Linked DNA regions of Mus musculus: all the other regions are linked to region 2. A link is a loop called in an ENCODE intact Hi-C map of the cell type or tissue named here. Cell type or tissue: heart. All regions are shown on one strand. Region 1 overlaps Fndc3b (fibronectin type III domain containing 3B). Region 2 holds the start of Nceh1 (neutral cholesterol ester hydrolase 1). Region 3 overlaps Tnfsf10 (tumor necrosis factor (ligand) superfamily, member 10).

Region 1 (8,000 bases), 280 kb before region 2:
ACAAACAGCTCACCATGGCCACCGTGATGGGTGTATCCAGGGGTTTGAGCCACTGTGACAGAAGAGACAAGACAAGCAGGGAGGCCAGCTGCCCAGATGGGGGTGGGGTGGGGTGTGAGGATTCCTGAGAAAGGCCAGGCCACTTCCGAGGTGCGATCCTTAGCTCTATGCAACTCTCCCTTGTTCAATGGCCACGGCCACCCACGCAAGTGAGGAGCATCTTAGTGACCGCAGTTCTTATCTGCCACATCGCCTTTCCTGCCACATCGCCCTGGGACTGACCTTCATCCTATGCTATCAACTAAACCCTGTTAGACGCCCAAGTCCGAAGGGCTCTGGGCCTCGTTGGCAGGTCTGTGTGGCTTTTGTGTTTAGAGTGCACTTCCATGTGGGGTGCTTCATGTTCAATGCCGGTTCCTCGGGATACCCACCTCCTGTTGTCTTAATTCATCCAAACTAGAAATTTCAGCTTTTGTTTAAAATATTCCTTCATTTTCTTATGGTAATTTGTTTTTTGGTTTTTGGGTTTTTTTTACAATTGTATACATTTGGAAATGTCATGGCAAACCCCCATCCATCCACACAGTAACTTTAAGTTTAAATGATGAATGAATGAATAAGCGTAGTGATAATAAACAGGTAGATGGAGAGTGCTATGTTCTGGGTGAGTTTCGGGTAGATGAACAGTCTCTGTGTCCTTCCAGGGAAAGAGAAACAGTGGTTTCAGACAGTGTTTCTTTGGAAGCCAGAAGCACTGCAAACTGACAAAGCTCTGTCCAGCCATGGGCTACACGTTCAGGCTCGCTGCTCGGAACGACATCGGCACCAGGTATGGCGTCTCCTTTTCTCCTTGCCTGTCAAATGTCAGGGCATGGCTCTGGCAGTCTCTCACATTGCTTGAAGGTGTGAGGATGCTGCCTCTGCACGGAGCACCTCTGAGAGCAAATCCTGAGGTGAGAGAAGGCCTCTGAGGTGGCCGGCCTAGCTGGACCTCTCTCAGCCTCACTGCTGTCATGGGGGAAGGCAACAGGAGAGCTTTGTAAAGGAAGCTGCCCTTCCCCCAACACCTGCTCCTATTCCACCTCACTTTGGGGGGTGGGGTGTAGGGGGCTAGGGGGGGTTTGAAACAGGGTTTCTCTTTGTAGCCCTGGTTATCCTGGAACTCAGTCTGTAGACCAGGCTGGCCTCGAACTCAGAAATCCGCCTGCCTCTGCCTCCCGAGTGATGGGATCAAAGGCATGCGCCACCACGCCCGGCTTCCACCTCACTTTTAATGGGACAGTCCTCCAGAGCCTTCTTTTTCATTTGTGTGACTGTTGCTGATACTGAGGGCTGCTGAGCAGCTATTATCAAGTCGCAGAAACAGAGAAAACCTGGACTGCCTCTGCTACAGATGTCTCTATGCAGGCGGCCAAAGGAATGAAAGAAACCACTCCTAACCTAGGGGCCTGTTGATTAAGGGGCTTTGAAAATAGATGTCTCAGTTCTTGCTAGATACCGCTTGATCAAGAGGAAAAATCTCTTTCTTTCATAAGTGCATCTTAAAGACTAGGCCATGCAGTGGCCCTAGCCTAGAGAACCTCTCTGAAACATCACAGAGTTTTTAGAACTTCCTCCCAGTGCCTGGAAACCAATATATCCTAAGAGTTTTCTGACTGGAAATGTCGGCACGATAAAGGCGTCTATGGTTGAGCAATTTTTAAATGAATTAGAAGCACTCACAGAGTTGGAAAACTGTGAGACTCAGGTTCCATCAGCAGAGTCGCTTGTTGGTGCCGCCTTCATTTGCAGTCCTTCTGTAGCCGCTGCTCTTACCTTAGTAAATACAGTGCCATGGTGTGCTTTTGAGGGAAGCAAAACGGCCAGCCTACTCTCTCAGGTCTGCCGTGCTCTTGTAAGTGCAGACTGTAGAGCCCACTGTGGCACTTTGAAGCTCTACTGGGCCATCTCCTGTATACAGGATCCCTCTGACACAGTGCCCACATGTCTCCTGTGCTCACTCCCCCACAGTGGTTACAGCCAGGAGGTCGTGTGCTACACGTTGGGAAACATCCCGCAGATGCCCTTGGCACCCCGGCTTGTCCGAGCCGGCGTCACCTGGATCACCCTGCAGTGGAGCAGGCCAGAAGGCTGCTCGCCTGAGGAAGTGATAACCTACACCCTGGACATTCAGGAGGATGAGAACGTGAGTCCCACGGTGTGCACGCCTGCAGAGCATCCCGGCCTTACTAACTACCTCAACTCCCGGCCACTCTCCATTTCCATCAGGGCCATCATCCCTGGCCTTCCCAAACTCAGCAAATGAGTCATCCATTGACCCCAGATAGAATCAGCCAGCAAACCTTCCCGAGCCCTTCTTCAAAATTTCCCTGAAATCTAACCAACTTTGCCGTCCCTCCTCCGTGCCCCAGCACAATATCACCACTGTGTGCTGTGGTGTAATCCCTGCCACACAGTCACAGTTCGTGGTACCCACCAGCACCCTGGCAGGGGAGCCTCAGCTCTCCAGTGCCTTCCCACCCACCCACCCGGGCCTGTGTGCGTGGCTTTGTCACAGGCCTTGTTGCTTATACCGCTGTGCCCAGCCTCATGAACTTGCATGTCCTGTGCCCTCTGCAGGGAGGGCCTTGCAGATCCCTAACTCACTTTCCCTGGCTTCCTTCCATGTCCACTCTGGAAAGTCTCTGTCATGTAGAAGTGTCCTATAGTTTATGCTGGGCATGTGGCACTGGGCATTTGAAATGTGGCTGCTGACCTACAGAGCTGAGCTTTTAACTGATTAAGTTTGAATCCCGAGAGCCACATGTGGCCACCATACTTCATCAACCCGTGCTGCTGTGGCAGCCCCTCAGGAGCTCTGGCAGCCTGCCCGCACGCCTCCATACGCCTTCCCAGCCTCCAGTGCCACACTATGTGCCTCTGTCTGTGTTAGGGTTTTCTTTCTTAAACTGCCTCTTTAGCTGACACGTAAGAGCTTGTGGACCAGGCTCTGCACACCTTTTAGCAGGGGGCATTCTCTTGAGTCTGAAGGGAGCATGATGCTCAGAAGGATGAGGGAGAAGGAGGGAGGGAGGGAGGGAGGGAGGGAGGGAGGGAGGGAAGGAGGGAGGTGGGGGAGAATGCTATGGCTTGAGTTCGGTGTATTCACCTGTATTGGTAAGGGCTACCCTTACAGGAGTGTGTCCTTCCCGTCCAAGCCCTGCTTTCCACCTTACCCAGAAGGGGGCGCCATGAGCTCAGAAGCCTTGCCTGTCCACTGTTGCACCACCTCCCTGTTGGAATGTGTCAGCTTCGACTCAACAGGCTTTGCTTGTGACAGATCTAGTGTTAAATAAAATGTTCAAAGTGCTTCGACTTTGTTATAATAAGGCTGACCTGCAGTGTGACAAGTGACAGCTGCATTTAGCTCTGCATGCTACCCGTGGCACCGTGGGACCTGCACTCTCTCAGCAGTGGCTGCCAGACTTCTGGCTACTGCTCAGAAGACGAAGTCATAGCACAGAAACCCTGGACCCTTAGGAATCGAGGCCCCGACGTTATGATTCTGATGTTGTAGTTCCAATGTCTCTTTCTGGCTTTGCCTCTTCAGGATAGCCATTTCCACCCAAAATACACTGGAGAGGACCTAACCTGTACTGTGAAAAATCTCAAGCGAAGCACACAGTATAAATTCAGGGTGAGTCTTCTCTGTTTGTCTAACGTCACTTTGACACCTCTGCACTTACGTTTCAAGTGGAGTCTGCAGGCCAAAAGGGGGCAGAAATGGACAGCACTTTCAAAGTGCCACTGACCCTATCAAGCACCCACCAGATTTTAATTTGAAAATAGAGTTTCTGGGCAGGAACCCGTGTAAGAAGATGCTGTAGTGGGGTTGCCTTAGCCAGGGCCGATGCGCGGCTGAGAAAGCCCTGACCAGATGCCTGTGTCCCTGCACGCACTGGCACCCGCTCCTTTCCTGGGCTTTACACCACGTGTGTGGCTGGAAAGACCCTCGGATCTTTCCTCTCGTGTTTGTTTTTCTCTTCTCTATCCCATTCCTTCCACAATTTAGACTTCCTCAGTTTAGGCCACTGGTTCTCAGCCATCTTGATGCTGTGACCCTTTAATACCCACAACCATAAAATTATTCCCATTGCTACTTCATCACTGTAATTTTGCTCCTGCTATGCATTGTGATGTAAACATCTGCAGTTTCTAATGGTCTTAGGAGACCCCTGCAAAAGGGCCGTTCGACCTGCTGGGTTGAGGGACCTTTGCTTATAGACAGTCACCAGTAACATTGCAGTAGGGATTCATGTCACAGCTGCAGACTTGAAAGCTGCTGCTTTGCACTGTTCTCAGTGCCTTTCCGTCACAGCGTCCTATGTTGGTCATGTGCACGACACCCTATTTTCTTGCTTGCCCTGAGGATGCTCCGCCCTCCTTTCTCTAATTTTAGGCCTTAGTAATTTAATTTGGCATTTAGTCACTTTAGTATTTGTCAAATTATCAAGTGGAATGTTGTGACTGACTATTTGAGGAATATAATTGTGTCTTGGTATGCTAAAAATACTTAATCTTGGCTCCCAGAGCATAGCTGTACTACTGACATTGTACACAAGGTGGCACCATCTGCCTTTTCCATAAATAAAGTTCTGTCTAGTTTATCCCTGCGTTTTCTTCTCATCAAACAGAACAGAATAAATGGAAACTACTGATTTCATATACAATACCACTGCAGCCTCCTCCTCCTCCTCCTCCACCTCCTCCTCCTCCTCCTCCACCTCCTCCTCTTCCTCCTCCTCCTCCTCCTCTTCCTCTTCCTCCTCCTCCTCCTCCTCCTCCTCCACCTCCTCCTCTAGTGAAGCATGGTCCTACTCTCTTCCAGGAGTGCCTGGCACTGGCTGCATAGCCTAGAATGGTTCCAGACTCAGTCATCTTGCCTCAGCCACCCTGCTTGTACCACTACCCTGGGCTTATATTTTCTCTTGTAAGGATCTACAGATGTCTTTAGCTGAAACCTACCTTTTGGTTTTATTTTTAATTGTTAATAACCAAATTTAAGTAAAATAAGTAATCACAAACATTGAAATCAGCAGTCTCAAGACAAGTGACTGGGTCGATATGTGTCAGTCTGTCTGTCCATGTCTAACCTTGCAATGGTACAAAGTCCCAGGAGACTTCATAGCCCATAACCAACATGTGCTAATGTGTCCGTGTTTGCTCTGCAGCTGACTGCTTCCAACATGGAGGGGAAGAGCTGCCCAAGTGAAGTCCTGGTTTGTACAACCAGCCCCGACAGACCTGGCCCTCCAACCAGACCCCTCATTAAAGGACCTGTCACATCACATGGCTTCAGTGTCAAGTGGGGTATGTCTCCTGCCCTACTACTGCCGTGACAAACCAAACACAAGGGGAATATATCACCCGTGAGGGCTTCCTGCATTTATTAGACATTTGTGAGGGCTGGAGGGGCACTGAATGTTAATATATAGTCTCATGTTAGTGGACTTCTTACGTGAACAATTTTAAGAGGATCTCATTTATTTCATATTTTCTATGTTACATTTTTCTCCTTTATTTTAAATGCTTTGTTAACTTGAGTTTGAGGATTTATGATAATTCATTCCATCATGGCTTACCTTTTAAAAAATCAATGAAATTTAATATAAAATATTTCTAAATTGAGATTGGATTTCAAATCTAGATATGTAATCCTAAGTAGATTTTTTTTTAACATACAGAGTGTTTAAGTTGCAATAGAGTAGACTTTTGCTTTTGTGCTGTTTGGGGTGTCCCTGTCCGCCTCCCCCCTCACCCCCCACCCCCGTGAGTTCCACGGTTTTCACGTGGGCTGAGGTGACCTGGAGGACACTGACACTCAGCTCTGCAGAGCCGGTCATTTCAGGGAAACGCATGTCACTGTGCGACTGTAGCACTTGTAATCATGCGTAAGGCTGTTAGGACACGCGTGCTCTGCACTGGTGTCCTTTAAGAATATGTATGAACAGCAAGTGAAGGGCAGAAGCGAAAACATTAGAGTTGTAAGGTAATGTACCCAGGGCGCAGTTTAAAGCATTGTGCGTCGTTGGAGACCAAGCTCGAGCATGCTGTACTGAGGCATCAAAGAGCTCTGAGGTCGGCTTCCCTGGAGGACAAGGATAGGTAGGAGTGGAGCCCTCTGGGCTGCCTGCCTCCCAGGACTTCCCTGAGTCGCCCCCTTAGCTCTGTGCCCGATTTGTCTTTATCATGATTGCTGTACACGTTATTATTGAAGTGTGTGTGACAAATGCACACCCCGGAAAGTGAGCTGCACAAATCGGTGTAAGCAACATCGAGGCCTTGGAAAGTCCCCTCCGTGTGCAAGGACGCAGAGGGGCTGCTGGCAGACATGAGTTCTTCACAGTTTGGCAAAATCATCCCGCCTGGTGTTTTTAATCTCACAAAGCAAAGCTCTTGCAGGTAGACATGTCTATGTCTGGAGACCATGATCCAAGGTGACATATGGCTCTGGTGGTAGCTGTCCCCCCGAAAATGCCCGATGCCTGTGCTGATCGCTCTGTACTGCATCCGGGACCCTGGCGATGTCGTTTGCGTGGTAGAAAAGTGAGGTGCAATGAAATTACTCCATTCCAACATTGTATTTATTTTGTTAATGCAGTTTTTTCTCTACCCTTCCCATTTTTCAAAATCATCTAGTTGCTCATAAGTATGTGACATAAAAATAATAAAACAGGATAAATACCTGAATATTTCAACTTTCCATAAAAATCACCCACTCTTAAAGAGCCACTTCAGAGTGCTCCTCGCGATGTCACTTTTAGGAAACTCGTGCCATCTGTCAAGTTTGATGCGCGTTCCTAAATCAGTGCGCAGCCTTGCATTCCGTTCTGTGTTTCAGTGACCTTAAATGGCAGTGTGATAAAATTCCATCTCTTGACATTGAGGGGCCAGAGTGGGCGACTCATCCCTGTAACCTCAGTCCTGGGGTCAGGGTGGGGTACTGAGGCAGGGGCATTCCCAGGACCTTGATGTCAGCCTGAGCAGAAGTATGAGATGCCGTCTCAAGAAAATCTTTAAGGGGCAGGTTTCTTAAAGATGATGAGTCATGCTCTTTGGTCCACGTTCGATGGACGGCTGTATATCGGAGGTGCTCTTGTACTCTGTAATGGTGCTGGCCAGTGACACCCAGTGCTCTCCTCACTAATCTCTGCCTACTCTGCAGATGCTCCAAAGGACAACGGTGGCTCAGAAATCCTGAAGTATCTGCTGGAGATCACGGATGGAACTTCTGAAGGTGACACTTTGGAAACTGTATTACACAATGCATCCCCACCCGGTCCCCACCCTGATGTGGTCAGACCCTCTGCAGTAGCTGCAGCAGGCATCCATTAGTTCGAACGATAGAGCTAGTAGTGTAGTCAAGCCATAGCAAGCATCAGCATGTCTGTCTGTCTGTCTGTCTGCCTGCCTGTCTGTCTCTCTCTCTCCCTGCCCTCCCTCCCTCCCTTCCTCTTCAGCTAGCTTTCCTTCCTGCGCATCCTCAGCAAGCTCTCTACAGCCCACTGTGCCCCTGCGTATGGTTTTGTCTGTCAGATACCACAGTTCACTCTGCTTGAAGTACCCATTTTTGACAAATTACGATTTTTGTTTCTGTTTTTGTTTCTATTTTCTATGTTGATTTTGAAACGATGGCCACTCATTAATAGAGTGAATGAACTTGAGGCTTTCTCCCCTAAGCTGTCACGAGCTTTATCTGGCCGTCGTTAGCAGTAGTCTGCCTGGCATCCTTGCCATGGCCAGCCACAGCCACGTCATAGTGTGGCCAGGGACGGGTGTCAGACTTGCAGAACACACTGGTCTCTGTTGTGACTCTGGAGTTAGAGTTCTCAGCAGTTGTCACACTGCCAGTGTTAAGATGAGGCCATGGGGCTTGCCACGGAGTCTCCTGACCTGCGTTGAGTCCCTGACACCCGAGTGTAAATGGACAGAGAGAACCAGCTGCGGACCCCACCCCACCC
Region 2 (8,000 bases):
ATCTGGAGTGGCTTGGATCTAGCACATGTAAGATAAGCGCTCTACCACTCCACCGGGTACCAACTCTCTTTCCCTTAACACTTAACACGCAGTGTTTCCTGTTTCTTACAAATGACCATGTATTTGGACCAGCAGGTGGTTCTCAACCCTGAAAAGCATCTGCATCTCTAGCTCCAGCCTTGCTTCTATCCATGACGTAACAAAGTCTATCCAACGGGGCTGGTGGCCAAGAAAAAACATGCTTCCAACGTTTCTGATGGGGACCGCAAGTCATGCTCCCCCCACCCATCAGTGGTTGGCTCTGACAGTCCAACACAGCACCCAGGGGGCATCTGCCTAACCTTTTCTTCTTCTCTTTCTTTCTTTTTTAAAAACACGTATTCCAGGCTAGCCCCAGATATGCTTTGTACGTGAAGATGTCTCTGCCTCTTGAATGCTGGGATTACTGGTATGTACTGCCAAACCTGGTTTAGGTAGAGCTCAGGATTGAACCAGAACCTCGATCATGCTTGGCCAACTCTCTACCAAGTGAGCAACAACCCCAGCTCACTCATAGAACATTTTCAAAGAGGCTCTTAGACATGACCCCTGCCACGGTGGTGCGGCTGTGAGGTCTGAAAGCTCTGCTGTCACACTGAAATGTACCTCATTAGCATCTTACTCCCTTAAGACCAGTGATTCTCAGCCTTCCCAATGCTATGACCCTTTAATACAGTTCCTCATGTTGTGGTGACCTCAGGCCATAAAATTATTCCATTGCTACTTCATAACTGCAATTTTGCTACTGTTATGAATTACAATGTAAATATCTGATATGCATGATATCTGATATGTGTGACCCCAACCCACAGGGTGAGAACCACTGTCTTAGACCTTGAAGCTCACCCAACTAATCTTGTAACCTAGCCATACGTGCTGGATTACCTGGATAGATTAAGAAAAATTTAATTATCATTGCTATATCCAATAATATCCTAAATAAATGTATCCACTACGGTATTGTGTCTTATTTACATGATAATACAATTTGAAGGAATTTCGTTCATTTTTTTGATAGACAGTATCAGTATATACCACAGGTTGGCCTTGAACTTGAAGCACCCACCTTATGAGTGCAGGAACAACCAAGGTTCTTTTGCTACAACTGAAATCACCTGGGGGACTTTTAAAAAAGACACTTACGTTGCAGGAAATGCAGCTCAGTGGCTCAGTGCTTGCCTAGCAGGGGTGAAAGCCTGGACCTACAGCCACAGGAAAATAACTGCTCAAAACACCCAGAATTCCAAGTAAATGTGGGAAGGAGGATGACCCAGGCAGGGGGAGTTTTTAGGCAGCTCTAGCACTGGGGAGCTGAAGACAGGAGGATAAGGGGTTCAAGGCTAGCTCCTACTACAAGAAGCACTTTCTCAAACAAAAAACAACAACAAAACAAAACAAAAAACAAAAAACCAAAAGAAAGCAAGAGACCTGAGCAGTTTCTAGGATCCTCCAGGAAGGAAAGCACAATAAACATAATCAGAATAAGCTGACCCAGGCACAAGGCAAAAGAAAATGTGAGACGCTGTAGGCCTGTGGTAACAGAACAGGGAAGCACTCAAGTAATTAATTATTTGTAGACAGGGCCTCAATATGTAGCCCTAGTTACCCTGAAATTCACTATGGTCACTATGTAGACCAGGCTGGTCTTGAGCCCACAGAGAGCTGCCTGCCTTTGCCTCCTGAGTGCTAGAGATGTGTGAGCCACCAGGGCATGCAGCACTCAAATTTCCTGACATGAGAAAGAAGGCCAGGCGTAGTCTCTTAAATAACTTCTATTGCTTTTTAAAATTGAGCCAAGTGATCTAAACCAAAATTATTTGGCAAACAAGCCTATGCCAACTTCATGGTGGCTCTCTAGGTTCTAAAGCTATAAATCAGCTCATCTTATGGTTTGAGCAAAATTGGAACAATCCTACAGATTTCCCTCACAATCCATGGTGGATCTCTGTGGCTTCGAGGCCAGCCTGGTGTACATAGAAAGCTCTAGGCCAGACAGACAGACCTACGTGCTGAGACCCTGGGGGTACGGGGCGTAGGGAGAGGGAAGACCCACGGACATAACTGGGCCAATGTGAGAATGTAGCTCAATGTCCACTATCTGCCCAGCATGCACAGAACCCTGAGTCTAGTCTCTGTTTGGGGGAAAACGGCTTTCCACACAGACTATCCTTTCTTCTGCTCTGAATGGTCTTGTCAATATGCTCAGTTTAGCAAGGAGGTGACCAGAGCCACTCTCTGAAGACCTACTCCCACGACAGCATGAGGAGGTGTGTGTGTGGGGGGGGGAGACACATATTACTTCATCAGTCCCTGGGACTGCCTGGCATCCCCTCCCCACAAGTTCCTGGCATGTTGGAGGGCCCACCATAGGAGCCCAGCACAGAGTGGCCCTGGAGGTTTGGAAGGCATGTTGGAGAAGAAACACTTTCCTCTAAACCTGGACTTTCCTAAATGGCTATGATACGGAAGAGTTCTTCGGTGACCTGAAACACGAATGGACAAAGTATCCCCACACCAGCACAGCACTGTTCTTTCCTTAAGCTAACCTATTAAAGATGGCCAGCCCAGCCCAGCCCAGTATCGTCTGCAACCCTGGTCTCCAGAATCTGTCAAGTGTGCATGAACTCAACTTCATGAGGACTTCCTAGGAAAGACTGGCTTTCTCAGTTGCGTGAGAGAAGAGACCAGACCACTGCTCCACATTTTGTTAAAGCCTACATGGTGTCTCACAAACTATGGTGGATCTCTCTGGGAGGTGCCTTTAAATAAACTCCAAGGACAGTCAGGCAGGAAAATGATGACCCGAAGATCAGCATGAACAACAGAGCCGAGTTTGAGGCCAGCTTGCTTGAGACAGGTAGCAAGGTCTTGATTCTGAAAACCAAAATTAAGAGAAAAACAAAACAAAACAACCTATAATCTGAACACAAGGGATATAGTTCAAGGGCTGCATAGAAGCTCATACCCAGCCTCAGCTACAAGACAACATCCCCCAACACACACACACAGAGTGCAGACAGAAACACAGTGCAGACAGGTCCGTAATGTCAGCACGAAGATCTGCCAGCTTGACCCACGTAGTGGATTCCAGCACTTGGGAGGTAGAGGCAGGATCAAAAGTTCAAGACTAGTCTGTGCTACACACAGAGTCCAGGTAGAACTACACACTGAGACTCTGTCTACAAAACAAAGAGAGAGAGAGAGACCAGCTGGAGCTTATGGGTTAAGAGCACTGGCCCTGGGTTCATTCCCAGCACCCACACAGAGGCTTACAACCCCTTTAACTACAGTCCCAATATCCCCTTCTGGTCTCTGTGGGCACTCCACCCACGTGGTACACTGAGATACACGTGTGCAAAACACCCATACATAAAAATTGATTTTAAAAATTTAATGCGTGTTCATATATCTTATTAAAAAGAAGGAGAAAAAAAAAAAGAGCAGGTAGGTAGCAGCACATGCCTCTCAGAGTTCCTGGGGCAGCTGCAGTCAAGTTAGAGGCTAGCCTGGTCTACAGAGCAAGTTCCAGTATAGCCAGGGTTATAAAGAAACTTTGTCTTGAAAAAACAAAACAAACAGTATTAAGGCTCAGTGTTGGGCAGAGGTGGAGGGTGGCTTGATTGTGGAGAAGCGCTGGGAACCTGCATATCTCTGACTACTCAAAAATACGATGCAGTCATGGCGTTCAGCCTTAGCTGCAGACTGCGCTTCTGATACTAAAAGCAATCCTCCTATCATGGAATAAACCAATGACACTGTCCTCCCCACGGGGGAGCAATGTGCAGGAGCAGGATACAGTGCAGAGAAATGCCACCCTGCAGGTTAAAAGAAGGCCACACCGCTCCGGCTCAGGCCAAGGTTATCTCCCAGACATCGAAGGACGCAAAACAAATGCCACAAGAAAACAGCCTTCAAACAGGGACCGTTACAGCCCTCCGGGATTGCTAGTCTCCCGGCCTTCTTTTCTTCCGCTGAGCTGAGAAATGCCAGGGAGAGAACCGAAGGTCAGAGCGGTTCCTCCTAGCCTGCGATCCCCAGAAGGAGCGCTAAGGCCTGGGGACGTTAGGAGACTGCCTGTGCCCGCTTCTGCTCACCGGTGAATCACAATCCCCTTAGCAAAAAAAAAAAAAATTAACTCCTCCTTTGCAAGCCAGTGGGACAACAGAGGTGGGGGCGAGGTGGTTTATAAATTACCAAAGGCTCTGGCTCAAGACACAGCGAACCAAGAAAGCAGGGGAGCTAATTAGGTCCTAGGAAAGGTTAAACAGCTGTCAGAGACGCCAGGCGAGGAGAACTTCACCTGTTTCCACTCCTATCTGCCTGTGGACTTCAAGGATGCGAACAGGACATCCTCGGTGCCCGGGCTAGGGGTCCTGGGGAATCGTGCACTCTGAGAAAACATGGGTGACACCGGGTGCCCCCACTGCATTACACGGATGCAAACACGACACCCTCAGACCCCAGAGATCAGAAGAAGCAGGGAGAGGCAGATGCGCGTTCACGGAAACACGGGATATCCCTATTGCAGGACAAGGATGCAAATGTGACATCCTCAAAGGGCCCATGGGCAACCGGGATAAGCGATGGGGGTTTCGTTTAGAGGAGCAAGGACGAGACGGGGCATCCCCTTTCGCTCTGCTCACCACTTGCTGCGCGCCGCGGAAAGTGGCGTCCAGCAGCATCAGTTTCCAGGGGTCGGACACCGCGCTGGGCAGTGGGATGTACACGTAGTAGGCAGCCAGAGCCAGCAGAGCGGCCAGTAGGACGCATGACGACCTCATTGTCCCCAGGCCGGGCTGTCCGGAGCTGACCGCGGTACGGTGCGATGCTACCCGGAGAAGACCAGCAAGTTTCTGCCAGCCGCAGCTGCTGTTTCACGTGTTCCTCCTCAGGCTGCGAGCCAATCACAGGCTGCGTCGGGAGGAAGTGGGAGCGCGGATGTGCCCCCTCCGCGGTGTCCTTGCGAATAGCTGCGGGCTCGCCAGGTTGCAGGAAGCAGGGTGGTGCAGCCCGGAGGACACACAGCAACCAGCAACCCCTGGCGGACACTGTGAGTATGACTGCCTGCGATGCCAAGCTGCCTCTGAAGGTGTGGCAAAAGGGGTTCCGGGTCAGCCTGAGCTACCAGAAATAGTATCAGAAGAAAAACTAACAGTAACAAACAAACAATAAATCCGTTGGGTTTGGCACACTTAACTGTTATCCTTGGTCTTGAAAGGAGGAGACAGGATGAAGGCCAAGGTCATCTTGGACTGCATAACAAGTTTGAGTCCATACTGGGCTAGATGAGAAACCCTGCCTCAAGAAAACCAAAGTATCAGACAAACAAGCAAATAGAAAACTCAGATAGTTGCACTGTGCAACTTTCAAAGAATATAAAGCATCTGATCAAAACAAAGAGACTACTGCAAAAGATACCAAAACTCCTCTCGAGAGAAACACTTGATAAAGTCAGTAAGCGGTTTAAAAAGAGAGTTTCTGGCATGGTGGTGCACACAGCCTGGTTCACATTGTGAGTTCTAAGCCACCCATGGCTATATGGGGGGCATTGCACAACAAACACACAGATACACATACACACACACACACACACACACAGAGAGAGAGAGAGAGAGAGAGAGAGAGAGAGAGAGAGAGAACTAATACCTGATTTCTCATAGCTCATGCAATAAGGCCAGTGTTGGCTTCCAAATGCCCTCAGCTGGGCCTGGTGATAGCACCTGTAATCTCAGAATTGGGAAGGTGGAAACAGGAGGACCAGGATTTTGAAGCCAACCTGGGTTATATGAAACCTTGCTGGAAAAAAAAAATAATAGAAAAAAGGTCTGGGAATTCAGTTCAATGACAGAGTGCTTCTCCCCCCCCACACACACAAAGCCCTGGGGTTACTTCTCAGCACCATATATAATCAGTAAAGCAAAGATCTTATCGTAAACTGTTTGTTTTTAATTATGTGATGTGTGTATCTCTGTGTGGAAATGTGCACAGGAGAGCAAGTGTTTGTGGATGCCAGAAGAGAGCACGGGATTCCCTGGATCCTGAGCGGCCTGACATGGGCGCAGGGAACTGGACTCTGGTCCTTCGCAAAACCTTTGAAAAGTGAACACTTAGCTACCAAGCCATTTCTCCACCGCCAAGTGGCTGCTGTTGTTTTAAGAAACTACAGTGATTCTTGATGCTTCCTTCATAGCTTGGAAAGGAGTTTTGTTGTTTTATTGTTTTCTTCTTGGTAATTTTTTTAATGATGCCACTTAAGATAAAGTAAAGCCCTTTCATCATCCTTCCTGTTATTTCAATTCACCACAAATAACACCAAGAACTACAAGAGCTGGAGAACAAGACCATGGACGGAGTTGACTCTCTGCACTGGGGGCAGATAGTTGCCTTTGTCAGGCATGCATTTTACCACTAAGCTGCATCTCGGCACCTGGGTTTTTTGTCTTGTTTTTGTTTTTTGAGATGGGATCTCCTAGTATAAAGTCATCCTCTTGTTTCAGACTATAATACTGTCTTTACAGGTACTTGTCACCACGTGTAGCAAGACTATGTATATATGTTTTTCAAGACAAGGTTTCTTTGTGTAGCCCTAGCTATCCTAGAACTTGCTCTATAGATCAGGCTGACCTCGAACTCACAGAGATCTCGAACTCATAGAGATCTGCCTGGGAAGTAAAACTCCTAAGTACTGGGATTAAAGGTATGTGCCCCCACCACCCAACCTTTCTGTTTATTTTTTACTTTTAAGCTTTTGGCTCATTGAGACAGGGCTTCGTGTAGCCCAGGCTAGCCCTTTTCTGTAGTTGTGGGCGACTTTGAATGTCTAATCCTCCCACCTACCTGAACTTTCCAAGTAGGGTTACTGTCATGCGCTAACAGGCTGCACTTGCTCTCTTTAACTTTTTTGTGTCTCATTATTGGAGCGTGATTATGAAGTGCAAAGAAAATGCAGAAGGGTGACCAGATAACAATAATAGCTTATTGTGAGCTAAATCCTGTGATCAGCACTCCAAAAGGATTGATGTATTTAGGTTTCATAACAATTCTGGGAAACATTCTTATTACTCTGAAAGCAGAGTCATTTAAAGAAGTAGCCAGGCATGGGGCACAACTCTTTAATCCCAGGATTTGAGAGACAGAGGCAGGACAATTTCTATGAGTTTAAAGCCAGCCTGGTCTACATAGTGAGTCCTAGGCCAGCCAGAGCTACATAGTAAGGTCTTGTCAAAGGAAGGAAGGGAAGAAAAGAGGAAAGAGGAAGGGAGGGACAGAGGGAGAGGGAGAGGGAGAAGAAGAGGTAGAGGAGGAAGGGGAGGGTGGAGGGAGGGGGAGAGAGAGGGAGGGGAGAGAGAGGGAGAGAGAGGTAGAGAGAGCGTGCTCTTTATCCCTAACCATCCAGCTGGCTCGAGCCGGGCTTTAAGTTGAGTCTGTATCCAGGGATCTTGATGGTTTATCACTCATAAGGAATGCAAGCTGAGGCTAAAGCTCTCTTGGTGGAATGCTTGCCCAGCCTGCCACGGCTTGAACCTCAGCTCTGCATGACAGCGGGTATGGTGGCACATGCTTAAGCCCAGCACTCGGCAAGTAGGCAGATCAAGGTCTTGCTTGGCCGTGGCAAAAAAAAAAAAAAAAAAAAAAAAAAAGAATAAGAAGAAAGGAGAGCGACTTCCTGACTAGGCCATCCAAGAGTGGGCCTGATCCCCCCAAGGAAGGAAGGAAGGACTACCCTCTCTACATGAACAGAGCATCAAATGCGGCCTGGGAGAGGATGGGGGCGCTTTCTTTTCATCTATTAGGAGAGTTTTACTTCTTGAAGAAACCAGTTTTCAGATCTTCCTGACCCAGAACAGCAAACAAAACCACAAACGGATCAACTGTCATTTTCAACCAGTTTCTCTGGATCACTCATTGCTTTCAAACCATTGCTTTCTGGTGGTCTTGGGCCTAATTACCACACTTCACAC
Region 3 (8,000 bases), 160 kb before region 2:
CTGCATTCTATCTCAGGAAGCTACAGTGAACGCAGAGAACTGACCCAAGCACACATGTAATAATAGCGATGATGATGGTGATGATGAATTCTTTTAAATACCAATTCCATAAGAAGTGTGGTAAAATAAAGTGCTTCTGGGGTTCTTTAAAAAAAAAAAAAGGCTTAGGCGCCTGCCACTAATTAACACTTGAAAGGCAGAAGCAGGTGGATCACTGTGAGTAAAAGTCCACACTTGTCCACATAAAGAGATTCTGTCTCAAATTTAAAAAGTCTTTTTATTAATGTAAGCCAATTTATTTTTATTTTTGTTGGAATATAGAAATTGAGACCTCAGTTATTATACTTATATGATCCATTATATATATTATGTATGTCTATATTATCTATAACATATCATCATATATAAAACTATTATAATTTTCTATCATTATAACATAGAGAATTATACTTTTCTACCATATTATTACAAAGGATAATGTGTTTATTTACTACATGTGAAGAATGTAGAAAATGACTTTCCATAGTTTTCCAACAAATACTGTCTATATTTTATTTAGTAAAATTTATGGAAAATAAGAGAATATGGTATGTTTTTATACTTATTTGGTTTAGTTCTTTAATGAGAGAACACATGAAGGGACATATAAATAATCCTATATTTTGAAAGCTAGAGAGAATTTTTTTGTTATTGCTGTGATGGTCTATCGAGATAATTTTACAGAATTTAGAATCGCTATGGGAACACATCTCCAAGGACAGCTGAGATTTTTCTAGATTAAGTTAACTGAGGTCATATGATCTGCCCTGAGCAGGGTGGCACTGTGTCACAGGCTGGGGTCCCAGGCTGAGGAAAATGGAGGAAGGGAGTCGGGTAGAAGCAGTTGTCACTCTTGCCTCTGGAAACATGACTCGCTGCCCTCTGTCCCCCATGTGACATCTGGTCCATCAGGATCCTCCATGGCTTCCTTCCCGCGGCAGACCCTAGTCTCAGACTTGGAGAGGGATCAGGTCTTCCTTTCAACCTTGCTGTCAGGGGTGCTGTTGTCAGGGGCGCTGTTGTCAGGGGTGCTGTTGTCAGGGGTGCTGTTGTCAGGGGTGCTGTTGTCAGGGGCGCTGTTGTCAGGGGCGCTGTTGTCAGGGGCGCTGTTGTCAGGGGCGCTGTTGTCAGGGGCGCTGTTGTCAGGGGTGCTGTTGTCAGGGGTGCTGTTGTCAGGGGTGCTGTTGTCAGGGGTGCTGTTGTCAGGGGTGCTGTTGTCAGGGGCGCTGTTGTCAGGGGTGCTGTTGTCAGGGGTGCTGTTGTCAGGGGTGCTGTTGTCAGGGGTGCTGTTGTCAGGGGTGCTGCCCTAGCAACAGAAGTCACTAAGAGAGCGTGGATGTTCTGCTCGTTGGAAGCCTCTTGCTGGTTTTAAAGACAACCTGTTCTAGAAAAGATAATGAGGAGAGGAAGGTCCTAGTTATCATCTTCCTAATGAAGTCTGTGCTCATGTTCAAGTACAAGTAATCTGTGTAGCGATTTTCTCCTCGGAGTTTGTTGTCCATGGAACATAAAAGAGAGAATGGCACTCACATCGAACTTCTCTGGTCCCCGGGTCTTTATGTTCTATGTCCTTTGGTCCATTTGTTTAAAAAAAAAAAATCAAATGACAACTTTAAGTAGGGAAGGAAGTGAAGAAGCTCTGATGCTTCAGTCATGAATACAACTCTCACCTTAAAGTCTGCCAGCTGAAAAGGGTTCAAAATTGCTATAATGAAATAGTATTTTCTGCTCTCCACAATGCCTCGAAGACACTTATGCAATGTGGTTTTTAAGAACTTGCACATGTAGTCTCTCTTGAGTCTCCCAATAAGCTTGGGAAGAACATAAGCTAGACTCATCATTTCAAGCGAGGTAGCAACTAACACAGATCCCAGGCTCGCCCCCTAAGCTGGTGCCATCCCAGTACTGCCATGCCTCGGGGATAGAAAAGAGACTGGTGATGTCAGCCATGTTCAGAGATCAATAGGGTCAGAGGTGCTCTCCTTCCTGTTAGAGGTTGCTCAGGTCTGGGGTGAGGGAGCAGTTTCGAGAGAGCTCCCATGTCACCAATGAGAGGTGGGTTGAAAACAATCTCTCACTGGGTTGCTTCTTTATCTCTGAGTTTAGTGAATAAAGTCTACAGTGCCAACTCTGTGATGATGTACGATCCGGACAATGTAGGAATCCATTGCTCTGGCAAAGTCTAAGTTCTCAATACTCCCAATCACGACAACAATAGCAGTAAAACTGATGGTTTCAACCGCAATATGAAGATACCTCAATGAAATACAAGAAACTTGCAGTTTTTCGTTTGTACAGGGTAGGTAGATAAGAGTCAGAGATTCGAAGATTAATAACATTTAAACTTAGATGAAAAAAATTAATTATTGGTCTTGTAAGAAAAATTGATCAGGTATTAAGAACAAACCTTCTCCTCCCCTCCGTCCTTGCCCCCTGAGACAGTCAGCGAGCTGGTCTTGTCCCTAACTGGTTGCAGGTTTTGAGAGAGCGGGCCCTGCACCTTACCTGAGCGGCACAGAAGTGTTGGCCCTGATGGGAAAGCAAGGGTAAGCCAGTACCTAGGGTCTGAGAGTGGGAGAGCTGACCCTGCCCTTTGCCAGCTGCAGCATTGGGGGAGCTAGCCAGGCCAGTGCTGGAAAGCTCACCCTGGCAGTGTGAATGCAGAAGGGCTGGTGAGCTGGCCAGCTCAGCTCCCACCTAGGCCCAGCTCCAGGGCTCTGAGTTGGCCCACCTCAACATCTACCCCATCTATGAACTGCTGGACGCAGGAAAGGATTTGTCCTGCAGATCCAAAGCTGCAGGATCTCCATGACACAGGATAAGAAAGAGGAGTCCCTGTGAGGATCCAGTATTGATAGCATAGCAGAAGCCAGACCAATGACTCATTGCAACGAACGTTTGCGAGTAAACGTGTGTGGACAAAAGGGTGTGCTGTGGAACCACTGCGACACACTACAGCTTCCGTAACAAGATATTTTCTGTTTTGTTGGTTTTTTTATTCTCTTTTGGTGGGCGGGGGGTGAGAGATGAGTGGGATTGGGGTGCATGGTGGGAAAGTCACAGGGACTCAATAAAAAGCTTAAAAACAAAGCCTTAAAGTTGTAAAGTTACCTGTGATGGTTTTAACTGTCAACTGGAAATAGTCTAGAGTCACCTGGAAGCTGGACCTCCAAGAATGTGAGACTGTCTGGGAAGGATTATCTTAATTGTGTTAGTTAATGTGGATCCTGAACTATATAAAAATAAAGATGTGTGAGAACTATTGAGTATGCCTTAATCCACGCTCTTCTGTTCTTCAGTGTGGCTATGTCCAGTTCTCAAAAGCTCCTGCCTCTGCGACTTCCCAGCAATGGTGGGCTGTAACCTGGACTACAGATGAAACTCTCTCTCCCTTAAGCTGCTTTCGACAGCGTGTATTATTACAGCAACTGGAAATTAGACTAAGACATTTCCTTTAAAGCATTCAGATTACCCTACGGAAGCTAGGAGGCTGGGGAGAGAGTACACAGTGAGAGCTAAACTGGGAGCAAAGAGATACAAATGAGCTCCTGTGTTACTGCTTTTTACAATAAGTAGAAATGGGTTACATTCACTGATCAAGTGCTGAGACCCTCAGACGGTTGACAAAATGTGTGCAGCACTATATAATTCAGAGGAATACATGGAGCCCACGGGTGTAAAGAGCAGTTCACCACACACACACAGACACACACACACACACACACACACACACACACACACACACACACACACACAGTAAGAGGAAAATATAAAACAATGGAAATCAGAACCATCAGTCTTAGTAGACAAAAGATGACTGTACCTTGCAGAGCTGGAGGGGGAGGGGGAGAGGAAAGTGCACTGCATATACTTGATGTTATTTTTATTAAGGTGAAATTCAAAGCAACACTTTGTGCGTTTCAGAGTTTACAAAGTTTAACATTTCCCAGCCCACAAAATGGTATCAATACATTTGAAATAATCACCATGAAAAATAATTCTCTTTCTAGATTCACTGCTATTAAAATGAAAGGAAAAAGAAAAGAAAAATTCTTTCTAAGATTTTCATGTCTCACAACTGAAAAAATATCTATTTAACCCTTTATTTCAAGAATAAGTAAAAAGGCTGGCTAAACAAAATTTCTAACATTGATAATGAAAGTGATAAATATGATAAATAGGTAAAACAATACTTGAAAGAAAACTAAAGAACTGAATTGATTTGCCAAGAAAAAAAAATAGTAGCAGTGATTGGACTGGGGAGACAGTTCTAGGGTAAGAGCAGTTATGGCTCAAGCATGAGAACCCGGGTTCAAATCCCCAGCATCCTTGTAAAAAGCCTTCATGGCCACATGTCAAGAGACTCTCAGGGCACTGCTGGCTGCCCGTAATGGGAGAGACCCTGTCTCCAAGAAAAACAGTAGGCAGTGATGGAGTGGCAAAGGCCACAGTCTATAATAACAGGAGACAGGGCAAAGACCAAACTGTTGAGACTCCAGACGTCACAGAGCCCTCCCTTGGGACCAAGAGAATTTACAAAAGTCTTCCAAAAGACTTAAATTCTGTTTCACTTAAAAACAAAAAAACAAAACAAAGCAGTAACAACAGCAACAACCCAAACAGGCAAAAGAACACACCTCAGATTCAGTTTTACCATGTGAAGCCCCACCCTGTTCCTCACAGATTCAGTTAAAGCCTGCTGCTCCATCGGGGTACACCAGCTTATCTCTTGTCTTTAGCTCCAGTTGCCTATGGTCTAAAGGTAAGCGACCTTTTTTCATTTTTGATTTTGTTTTTAAACCCGAGAATTTGAAGATGTTTATACTCATACACTTTTAAAAGACTTGATACTGAAGAAATTAAGGGAACCTCGCCACCTGGTGGCACTAATGGTGTGTGACATTAAAGAGGCCCCTTTTGGTCTGAAAAAAAAAAAAAAAGAAAGAAAGCTTTTGCCTAGACACTTCTCAAAACAGCAGAGCTGGCCTCTGCCCTGGGATCATTGTCCCTGTGCTTGCCCAGGTGGCAGGCTCGTCTTAGTCTTCAAGTCAGATGGCTTGTTGGGCTAGAACTCAGCAAAGAAAGGACAACCCCCGCCCCCACCCCAAATTGATTTCTCTTTCAAACAGATAAGTATTCATGCCTTTTATTAAAGGGCTCACAATCGCCCAGAAAGTTCTTATTCTAGAATATTCTCTCCATTCTTGCTTCCTGCATCACAGGCTTCAGATTCTAGCAGAAGAAAGAATATTTAGGTGTGCTTGTTTAAACAAGTCATGGCATTTAATGTTGCACACGAATTAAATCTTTGAACATCTAATGATTTCTCTGGGTATGCTGCATTCTTAAATATTTAATTTATAAGTCACAGCATTTGACATTTTGGCAAAGATGTGTCCTGCAGGCTGCCTGCTAATTACTTTAAAAAACTAAAATGCACGCACAAAAAGATCTCTGAGCACCACCCCAGGATTCCGATCCTGTTGGATTGTGGTTGAATCCAGGCCTGGGCGTTATAAAATCTTTCACAGGAGATTACTATAGAATTAACAGCAGACAAAGAATGTATACGTTCAACACAAACATTAGAAATCAGACACTGGGGCTGGAGAGGTGGCTCAGTGGTTAAGAGCACCGACTGCTCTTCTGAAGTTTCTGAGTTCAAATCCCAGCAACCACATGGTGGCTCACAACCATCCGTAATGAGATCTGACGCCCTTTTCTGGTGCATCTGAAGACAGCTACAGTGTACTTAGATATAATAATGAATAAATCTTTAAAAAAACAAAAAAGAAATCAGACACCATTTCGCTTGCCAGCTTGGCAGACAAGATGAAGTGCTGTGAATTTTGCCATCAGTGATGACTTGGGGACCAGGAATTAGAAAAGCGCTCAGTTGTTTCTGCCATTTAAAACCTTAGGGCTGTGGTGCCGCTCAGTGTGGGGGTTCATGCCTACTGGGAGTAAGACCCTGGGTTTAGTTTTCAGCCCTGCCAAAGGTCAAATTCAGGTTGTCAAGATTTTTGACAAGTGCCTTTCCCTTCCATCTTGAGCTTTCAAATGTTCTCCATTATTTCTCACAGCCTTTCCGATGTGATCATTATGTCTATTATTAATTAATACATTCATTTGGTTCATGTAGACATGACATGCAAGTACTTTACTAAGGCAAGATTTTTACTATTAAGCTATGTTGTATTCTAGTGAGAGGAGGTATTCAAGTGCTTATATTCAAGTGGTAGCTGTGACTTCTATTTGCTAGTTTATAAGGGCTTGAGTCATAAAAAAATAAGAAGGGGTATCAGAAGTGACAGCTAGCCATACTCTTACATTCAAATAAGCTTTTAAAAAAATACTTTTGTGTATGGATATATTTTGTCAGAATGTATGTCTGTGTATCACATACATGCATTGCAAGCAAAGGGCAGAAAGTCAGACCCCTTGGAACTGAAGTTACAGCTGTTAACTATCACATCAGCGATGAGAATTGAACCTGGGTCCTCTGGAAGTGCTGTTTTCCTCTGAGCAATCTCTTCAGGCCCCCAATAGGCTTAAAAAATGTTTCATTAAAACACATATGGGCTCCTTTGGAGTTGTTTGGTTTTAGTTAGTTTTGTGTTACTCTAATGAAACTCCAGGCACCAACATCTTAAAAAGAACAAGTGTTCAACATCTTGGTAGGTGGAGTGGACAGACAGATGGAAGAGCCAGAGGACTGGGTGACAGTCGCAATCTGGACAAAGCAAGCATGGTGAACCTAGTTCAAACTTTATCCTGAAAGTCAGAGCAAATTCTTCACTGTTGCACATTCTAGAATATAGGGACACAAAGTAAATGCTTGCATTCAGAAAGGAAGAAATGGAGCTGGGACAGAGCTGAGGGTGGCATGGTTGTCACATGTACAAGAAGCCTGGCTCTACACAAATCAGACAGGGGGGCACATGCCTATAATCTCAGCAGATCTTGGAGGCAGGAGGTTGCACAGTTAGAGATCACTCTTGACTACATATTGGACTTGAGGCCGGCCTGGGAAACATGATAAAACTAGCAAACAAGCAAAGGAGGACTGGGGCCATATCAAGGAGGTAGGCACCAAAGACCTAGACCCACAGGCAAGACCTCCTCCAACTCTACACCTGGTACCCAGGGCCTGCAGCAGTGGCAGGATCTGAGCTCCAGCAGGGTGGGGCAGCCCTGTGGTATGGCTCTGCGGGCCTCTTTCTTGGGCTGCCCTCATTCATTGCCTGGAGATTTCATACATTCTTTGGGCAAGGTTCCACTGATGATGGGATATTATGTTATCATGTATAGAGTTATGTTTTTCACTTGAGAAAAACATAACCAGTTACCATAAAGAACAGTCACACACACACACACATACATGCACACACACACAGACACGCATATACACACAGGGGCACACCCACTCTGATTTGGTAGGTGAGATATTCTGTGATTTTTATGCTGACCTGCATTCATAGCTATCCTGGTCTGCACACAGCCTGTGAGCACTTGGCTTTACACCCCTGGACCAGATAACAAAGGTGAAAATTGTCAATTGTTGCATAAATATTTAGAAACTGGACGTCTTCTAGATCTCTGCAAACTGATACCAGGTAGATCATTGAAAGGCTACAGTGATCTCATTTTGCGGAAAGAAAGCAAGTCTCTCGATGAAACACCGAAAGTGTCTGTGGCTGGACTGTTGGCCTGTCGCTGCTGAGTTCCAGCTGCCTTTCTGTCACATCTGTCCTGAGGTTTCTACAGCCAGGCCATATCCTAACCAGTTCAGTCGCTTTCCAGGCATGCCTTCAACCTAGAAGATTACTGGGTACTTTAGGGCTGTGTTTGATCTTTACTGGTCATTTAGTTAATTAAAAAGGCTCCAAAGAAGCTGGCTTCTTGATCCAGGTCCATCAAATGTTCATTTGTCACAGAAACAAAAATCCTGTCATTTTTTT

The links. Hi-C counts contacts between places; a loop is a spot of excess contacts. Peaks named below come from ENCODE experiments on the same cell type or tissue, not always from the same donor. Only the 100,000 strongest peaks of a DNase experiment are listed, where the experiment ranks them.
Region 1: it touches region 2 in a loop (4-fold over the local background); 5 of 42 quality-filtered maps call a loop at or near these places.
Region 3: a loop joins it to region 2, with 2.4 times the contacts of the local background. A loop is called at or near these places in 3 of 42 quality-filtered maps.

Annotation. Positions count from the first base shown.
Region 1 is chr3:27,463,051-27,471,050 of GRCm38, reverse strand. It overlaps Fndc3b (fibronectin type III domain containing 3B), which reads left to right. Exons shown (of 26, transcript NM_173182.3): 12 at 705-829; 13 at 2,011-2,185; 14 at 3,590-3,676; 15 at 5,211-5,349; 16 at 7,205-7,276. Among named protein-coding and RNA genes, the nearest start is that of Gm32738, 15 kb to the left of the region's middle. In heart, CTCF peaks have their summits at 3,224 (motif pointing right) and 4,581 (motif pointing right); DNase peaks (open chromatin) are centred at 80, 4,372 and 7,790; H3K27ac peaks cover 541 bases.
Region 2 is chr3:27,179,898-27,187,897 of GRCm38, reverse strand. Nceh1 (neutral cholesterol ester hydrolase 1) reads right to left here and starts at 4,894. Exons shown (of 5, transcript NM_178772.3): 1 at 4,683-4,894. The coding sequence starts at 4,820. In heart, a CTCF peak has its summit at 3,865; DNase peaks (open chromatin) are centred at 3,947 and 4,977; H3K4me3 peaks cover 1,863 bases; H3K27ac peaks cover 1,348 bases.
Region 3 is chr3:27,335,573-27,343,572 of GRCm38, reverse strand. Tnfsf10 (tumor necrosis factor (ligand) superfamily, member 10) reads right to left here. Exons shown (of 5, transcript NM_009425.2): 5 at 3,908-8,000. The coding sequence ends at 7,906. Among named protein-coding and RNA genes, the nearest start is that of Tnfsf10, 22 kb to the right of the region's middle. In heart, a CTCF peak has its summit at 4,921; no DNase peak of the experiment used is centred here; H3K27me3 peaks cover 280 bases.